Linked DNA regions of Mus musculus: region 1 is linked to region 2. The links are chromatin contacts, found by Hi-C or POLR2A ChIA-PET in ENCODE. All regions are on one chromosome and are shown on one strand. The core of a region is the stretch at or near the end of the contact, and the rest is flanking DNA. Distances in the headings are between cores, read along the strand shown. Region 1 holds the start of Adprhl1 (ADP-ribosylhydrolase like 1). Region 2 has its middle 8.0 kb from the start of 2810030D12Rik.

Region 1 (3,711 bases), core at 365-2,864, 45 kb after region 2:
AACTCACTCTGTAGACCAGGCTAGCCTTGAACTCAGAAATCTGCCTGCCTCTGCCTCCCAAGTGCTGGGATTAAAGGCGTGCGCCACCACGCCCGGCTTCTGACTGTAGTTTTAAGTCCTGTTCTCCAGAGGTTGTGAGCTGTGGTGTGCTCTGAGCTGTACTATCGACCATAAAAGCAGATAAGTATGCCCCCAAAATATGAGAGGAAATAAAGATTTGGAATTCATAATACTTTCGAAGCATCTCGATCCCCGTAGTGTGGTGAAAGCACCTCAGCAGTGTGCTTTCTTCTGCCTCGTTATTCAGGGGCAAGTTGATGATATTCCTATACAATGACCACAGAATCCATAAATACCTGCGTTTCATCATGAGGTACACTCAGAAAGATGCTTCACCATTTTCAACAAGCTGTGACACCATATCTTATCAATGTGTGTCTGCTCTATTTAGAGACACGGCATTGGTGGCATTCCTATACAGTGACCACAGAACTAAGCTGGGCGTGCTCACGACAGACGGACAGAGCAGGGAATGCGTATGTGGGGTCTGTTGGCTCAACTGCTGGCCTCAGGCCTCAGTTTTGCAACGATGGCATGCCAGACCTGCAGGGTATTACCATCACACTGTGTCGAGAAAAGACACACGGCGCTTGTATATGGGCGCGTCTCTGAAATCCAGGTAACATTTTGTTGATTTTAGCTCCTTAGGAAACAAGCTTTGTTCTTCCATGTCCAAAACTCTTCCTTAGACAATTTACTCATAAATTACGCCCAAACTGGATCGCTCGGACAGACAGCTCAACCTTAATTATTTGGATCGGAGATGCCACCCCCAAACAATGTTATCTCAGTGGGCCCACATTTCAAGCTCTTCTTTATAGACTTAGAATAAGATGCTCAGCCTCTGCAGTGCACCTATGTCTGTCTGTGCTTTGTCTCCCCCACCCCTGCCCCGCCCTGCAGAGCAGCTCCTAGAGGGTTGCTCACCTAACACAGAGACAAGCGAACACTGTTCAGAACCAGGAGCTTAATTATCTGCCAAGGGCTGCTGTCCCCTAAAGACACTCAGGAGAAACATGACCTGCCCGCTGCCTCTCAGGCTCCAGGTCTTGGGGGAATATTAAATCCCTGCCTTCAGCAACAGTGTCAGGTAACACAGGGCTCTAAGACACCACCTTCAGGGTTCTTGGTACTGGTTTGCTATCAACCCAGGTGGCCTGTCTTTCTACCCCAGCACACTTGGAGCCACGAATACGCCAGTCAGTCCTACCTGTGGTCAGGGCTTCAGCAGTCGCCATGTGCATGATGGTGTTGTCGCTCACTGGCCACCTCCCAGGTGAGAGCACAAGGCTGTCCAGCCCCCCTGTCTTTTGCAGCTCCTCCTGGATTGAGCCTAAAACGCTGTTCTCCCTGCAGATGTTTCCATAGCCGAGGGCATCTCCAACACTCCCCAACAGCATTGCAGCCTTGAACTTCTCCATCTTGGAAGGTGACCCCTCTTACCCTGCGGTTGCCTTTGTCCTCTCCTGGCCACCCTTAGCCAGCCCCGCTGACATTTATACTGGTCATTGTATCACCATCCAGCACTCTCCAAATGACCAGGCGTTCCTTCCCTGCCTTGGCAGGTGGCACCAATGAGATAAAGGCTCAGAGCTCACCACGTGGGAGCTGTTTGGGACACGCTGGCTCTCCAGCAAAGGAGTCTGCTGGCACCAGTGTACACCCAGCCAGCTCAGCCCAGCTCAGAGCCCGTGAGCTGTGCTACTCTGTCAGCACCTTGGTGAGTTGTGCCCCCTGCTGGCAGAGCGACATACCACAATGAGAACATACTGCTCCATCCCGGTTCCTTGACCATCTGCTCTGCCCTACCTTCAGACAGACACACTCCTTTTGCCCCTTCTTGTCTGCCCTCTTTCACTCAGCATAAAACTGAGGCCCACCCATTGTAGTTTTATGCTTTTAGAAAACTTTTCTGGCTGGGCAGTGGTGATACACGCCTCTAGTTTCAGCATTCAGCATTCAGGAGGCAGGGGCAGGTGGATCCCTGAGTTTGAGGCCAACCAGGTCTACAGAGTGAGTTCCAGGACAGCCAGGGCTACACAGAGGAACCCTGCCTCAAAAACAAAACAAAAAAAACAAAACAAAAAAAAAACCAACAACAAAAAACAAACAAAACCCATCCCTTATTATAAAATTGAGGGCTGTGGGCTGCAGTAGACCCGACAGAGCAATGTTACCTAATGTATACAAGGCCCTTGGTCTGATCCTCAGTTCCATTAAAACCATGACATGAGAGAAAACCTTACAAGAACGAGAACTCCCAGCTCCTGTGAAAAAGTGTTCTCTCACAACTTAGTGTCCAGTAAGGGGCTCCAGTGCTAACCTTTAGTGATGCGTGTCTATACAAACAAACTTCACTTGTTGTAAACATCACTGCCTGCTCATGGAATTATTAAATAATGAGGATGGATAGGTGCACTTTATAAAGCCAGGCTTCTTGGTTTGAAATGACCTAGGTCAACCACCTCCCTATACCCTGTCTCAAGCACAAACCTTGCAGCCTCAGACATTGCTGGCCCTCTTGTGACGTAAATCTGTCACCCAGAATTGGCAGTGCATCACTTGGACTTAGAATACAATTGGAAAGAACTTTAGTGTGTAACAAGACGCCCTTCCTGCTGGCCCAACTCTCAGTCTGAAGCAGTCCCACAAATCCAGAAGGTACATAGCTCCCATCCAGACAGACAAACAGCAGAAGCCAGCAGGAGCCAGCTCCCACTTACGGTGTACCAACTTATGGACAAGTGTGACCTGGCTCAAGGAGTGAGGTCCAAGGACTCTTGGGAGAGGCTTTGTTGTGGATGTTTGGAAACCACTTCTACACTATTCGGTCAAAATCACACACAAGATAAGGCTGCCTCACTAGTCTGTCTACCTGACATTCACAGAGCCCCTTCTGTTACAGGATGCTAGGCACAGCAAAAGAAGCTGGGAAGTTGACTTCTGCGCCCACAGAGCATCAAGTATGAACTGCACTGAACATTTAAACTACCACAACTCAGCACCTACGTCACTTAGACAAGGAGTATGCTGTCTCCTCTGGGAAGTGGAACAGATTACATGCATCTCCTAAACCTGTGGTGTTGGGTAAATATGTTCTAGATATAATCTTAGCTGTAGTAGCATATTCTGATAGACGGCCCCCACATTCCAGCATATTGGGCAGAGAAAGCGACCTGGAGGGATGGAGCTGTCTGTCTGTCTCCAACATGCTACTTACCTGGTGAGGATGCAATGTGGCAAGGGCTTGCTTGCTGTCACTACAGAGGCTCTTTCTGTTGCTCCAAGACAAAGCCCAGGACCTTGATGTGCACAGGTAGGTATTTGTGCAACCAAGAATAAAGGACATCACAACACCAGGGAAAATATTTTATTTACTATGTCTGAAGTTTTCAGCATTTCTGTAACATGCACAATTCAAGTGTAAATAAGAGAACAGAAAGCACAATTGTTTAAAAAGCCTTTATCAATTACTGGTATGTCACAGCCTATTGACAATCCCATAGAACTTAACTTATTTATGCTTGTTTGCCTATTTGTTTTACTGTGTGAGTACATGTGTGTGGGGAGTACATGCATTTCATGGCACATGTGTGGAGGTCAGAGGACAACTGGAGAAGTCACTTCTCCCCTCCACCACGTGGCTCGCAG
Region 2 (3,818 bases), core at 677-3,176:
CATGATTTGGGAGGCAGAGGCAGGGGAATTACTAGTTTGAGAGGAGTATGAGTAAGATTTTGTCTGGGGATTGGGAGAAGAGGAGTGGAAGGGGGAAGGAGGAGGAAGAAGGAAGGAGAGAGAAGAGGGGGAGGGGAGGGGAGAGGGGGAGGGGAAGGAGGCAGGGGTGGGGAGAGGAGTAGGAAAAGAAAAAGCTAGGCAGACAACCTATTGACAATTCCCTGGGGGACAGAAGACCTCTCTGGTTCAGAGTTTGGGTCACTGTGGTTCTCCACCTCTGGACAGCATGACCAGACAGAACACAGCCCTGTCATGGAAAGCCAAAGGAAAAGCACATTTCCCTAGCAGTCCTGTGGAAGGACTGTCATCCAGATATTCCCACCACACACCCTGCCTCTCCTCCCATGGCTTCAGGATAACGAGATGATATTGTTTCTTTTTTCTTTTTGACTTCTACATTTCATGTAAATGTATGCCTATCTCAATTAGGTTTTGACAGTTCTTGGGGAATATGCACGAAATTTCCCAGAAAGGAGTTGCTTTTTCAAGTTGAACCTTCTGCGAGGAGACTGATCAACCAATGTGGAGAGGTTGGAATGTTGCAAGTTCAGAGCCAACTTATCTCAGGCCATCTTTAATCTCTCCTGACAGTCCTCGAAGCTATGTGACAGAGGTGGAGCACCTGGAATGCATAGAGAACCAGGTTCCCTTTGGAAAATATTCACTCGCTTCCACCAGCCCAAACCCGAAGGTACCATCAGTACGTGAGGCCTACAACAGGGTTCTCTGTTTTCCTGTAGCCAGCCTCTCTGATGCTCCCAACAATGTATTTGAAAAGCACCTTGATTCATTTTTATTTATTTATGACTTTATTCCATTACTAGAGAAACTTCGTAAAACTGCTTCCACACTGTTAACCCAGAATTTAGGGGAAACTAACTCTCTCTGGGTTCCATGGTCACGGCCATGGTCACTCACATTTATCTCCAAAATAAACGTCTCTTATCTTCTCTGAGAGAGGGAGAGAGAGAGAGAAAGTGTTATGGTTTTGATTTGATAGGAGTTTGAGGCCAGCCTGGGTTTGAGACATGAGGTCCTGTCTCAAAATAAAGAGAAATAATAAAAATTAAAACAGAGCCAGCAAGTAGGCTCAGGAGGTTAAAAAACCAAATGTTCACATAACCTCATGGCCTGAGCCCCATCCCCAGAGCCCGTGTAAATAAGCCAGATACAATGGCTGACATCTGTAACCCCAGCAGCTCTATGTCAAGACGAAAGATGGAGACAGAAGCTCTTGGGCCAGCTTACCTGGAGCACACTACATGCCAGAAACAAGAAGGGAAACCCTGCCCCAAAACCAGTGGAAGAAGAGAATCGACTCTTGAAAGTGGTCCTCTGACCTTCACACACACAGTGTGGCACTCATACACCCACACTCACACGAGCACACACATGTGCACACACAGTGATAATAAAATGTTAAAATAGACCAGTATAGCTAGTCATGGCGGCTCATGACTAGATCACGTATAGATCAGGTATAGCTAGTCATGCCTGGACTAGGGATGCTGAGGCAGAAGGATTATGAATTTGAGGCCAGCCTGGGCTATATAGGAGTTCATGGCCAACCTGGGCCACCTAGTGAGACTATATCTTGAAGAAGAGGAGGGGCTGGCTCAGTGGTTAAGAGCACCAACTGCTCTTTCAGAGGTCCTGAGTTCAATTCCCAGCAACCACATGGTGGCTCACAACCATCTATAATGGGATCTGATGCCTTCTTCTGGTTCTGGTGTGTTTGAAAATAGCTACAGTATACTCATGTACATAAAATAAATAATTCAGAGAGAGAGAGAGAGAGAGAGAATTGAAGGAGCAGGGTACAGGCTTTGACTGCCACCTTCTGGGTGTGAGCAGCCAGCCTTGGCAGTGTCTGTTTAGACACAGGAACAGTGGGACCATCTAGGGACAACAGTGCCTCTGGCTTTCTTGCCCTGCTGCAGAACAGTGACTAAGCACATTTGGAGACTGTGGTCCCTGTAAGGAAATGCTACTTCTGAGATACCTAAATATGAAAACTAATAGGTTGCAGTATTTATCAGCCTTGGAAATGAGACACTGAGAAAGGCTTGGTCCAGCTTCCAGGGTTGGGTCTATGTCTTGGTGGGTTTAACGGAATCCTGGGTGGTGTCAGGCCTCCGGAAAATGCAGAATTGTCAGCCTCACCCTGTTCCTTGAAGAAGTCACCTGCTCCTCCCCACAGGGAACATCTGTGCCAAGAGGCTCCTCCCCCATGGAGAATGCGACTCTCCCTGCCTCTCCCCTGTCAGCTGGCCAGAGCAGCCTGGAGAGCATCCGTCAGCTTGCCAGCTGCACGCCTGCCCTTCTTTCTCAATCTAGCTTAAGTTTAATTTAATATTTTTGATTTGCATAGAAAGTAACAGGTGCCCTCGTGACATTTTTCAAACATGCTTGCTTTTGGTTGACCAACCTCTCCCCCTGCTCCTGCCCATCTCCCTGATTTGGGTTTATTTCTTTGTTTTACATTCATTTGTGTTATTATTTATTGTGTGCCTGTGTGCACATATACATGCACAGGTGCACATGCATGTTCTTGCACACACACATGTGGAAGTCAGAGGGCAGCTCCCTGGAGACAGTTCTCTTATCCAACAATCTCTTCCACAGTGTGGGGTTCAGGTATTGAACTCAGATAGTCAGACTACATAGCCCTGGCTGGTTTCACACTTCTGGTGATTCTCCGGCTTCAGACTCTTGGATGCTGGGATTACAAGCATGCACCTATAGCAAGCCATGCCCTCCCTGTGCATTAGCATCTGGTACATAATCTTGGGGACTGGTGTGTCGTAAACACACACGTCAAGCACAGCGGGCAGCTTGGCCATTTGTCAAGTAGCAGCCTGGTGTCTTTGTGGCGTAGACTGGAGGTGGCACTGGGAAGCCAGGGACTAACCCTGAATGAAGCTGACTTAATTAGGGTTCTTGTTCTTGATGTAAGGTCAAAGCAAGAAGCTCAGATGCCCATAAAGGGTGGCCTGCACTCCAGTGGGGACTAACCTCACAAGTTCTGAGCACTGGGACTCTGGCCTGTTTATTTTTAGAAGCTGTTGACATTTATCAACAGCCAGTTCCACCCCTGCCACTCCTTAAGCCAAAGCCTTACTTACAGCTGTCTGAAAGCATAGGCAAAAGACAGTGTTGGCTCCCAGCCTCTCCCACCCCTACTGAATCCTGTCCACCAATGTCAGGGCTGCACTGTGTTTTGTTTGTTTGTTTGTTTTTATTTTTATTAATTTTTAAATATTATTTTTTTCCATTTTTTATTAGGTATTTAGCTCATTTACATTTCCAATGCTATACCAAAAGTCCCCCATACCCACCCACCCCCACTCCCCTACCCACCCACTCCCTCTTTTTGGCCCTGGCGTTCCCCTGTAGTGGGGCATATAAAGTTTGCGTGTCCAATGGGCCTCTCTTTCCAGTGATGGCCGACTAGGCCATCTTTTGATACATATGCAGCTAGAGTTAAGAGCTCCGGGGTACTGGTTATTTAAATATTATTTATTTATTTATTATTATTTATATGCGTACACTATAGCTGACTTTAGATACACCCCAGAGCTTGAGCTATGAGCCACTCCACATGGGTGCTGGGATTCCACCTCCAGCCCGGTTGACTGAGCAGTCCTTTAGCGGCTGATCCATCTTCCCAGCCCATACCCTCTTAAAGCTGGCAGAGTACAAACAACAGCTTTGGGATCGTCCTGAGTGTGGACTAAAGACTGGCTCAATAGCTGCGC

What was found. Hi-C counts contacts between places; a loop is a spot of excess contacts on that map. ChIA-PET counts read pairs that join two places held with the same protein, here RNA polymerase II (POLR2A).
Region 1: a map of heart shows a loop between it and region 2 (2.6-fold over the local background). The contact joins the promoter of Adprhl1 here to the enhancer-like site in region 2. A Hi-C loop is called at or near these places in 6 of 37 maps with a recorded cell type or tissue (gastrocnemius, heart and v-Abl transformed pro-B cells). POLR2A ChIA-PET finds 5 or more read pairs at or near these places in 1 of 5 experiments (embryonic stem cell).

What each region holds. Positions count from the first base shown.
Region 1 is chr8:13,252,548-13,256,258 of GRCm38, forward strand. Adprhl1 (ADP-ribosylhydrolase like 1) reads right to left here and starts at 1,615. Exons shown (of 7, transcript NM_172750.4): 1 at 1,271-1,615. The coding sequence starts at 1,481. Dcun1d2 (DCN1, defective in cullin neddylation 1, domain containing 2 (S. cerevisiae)) reads right to left here. Exons shown (of 7, transcript NM_001024504.2): 7 at 3,416-3,711.
Region 2 is chr8:13,206,875-13,210,692 of GRCm38, forward strand. No RefSeq gene overlaps it. Among named protein-coding and RNA genes, the nearest start is that of 2810030D12Rik, 8.0 kb to the left of the region's middle. Within about 2 kb of position 1,927, at least 1 of the 3 ENCODE cell types and tissues checked has a DNase peak (open chromatin) inside an H3K27ac peak, as active enhancers do; it is heart, where a contact is called at or near this core.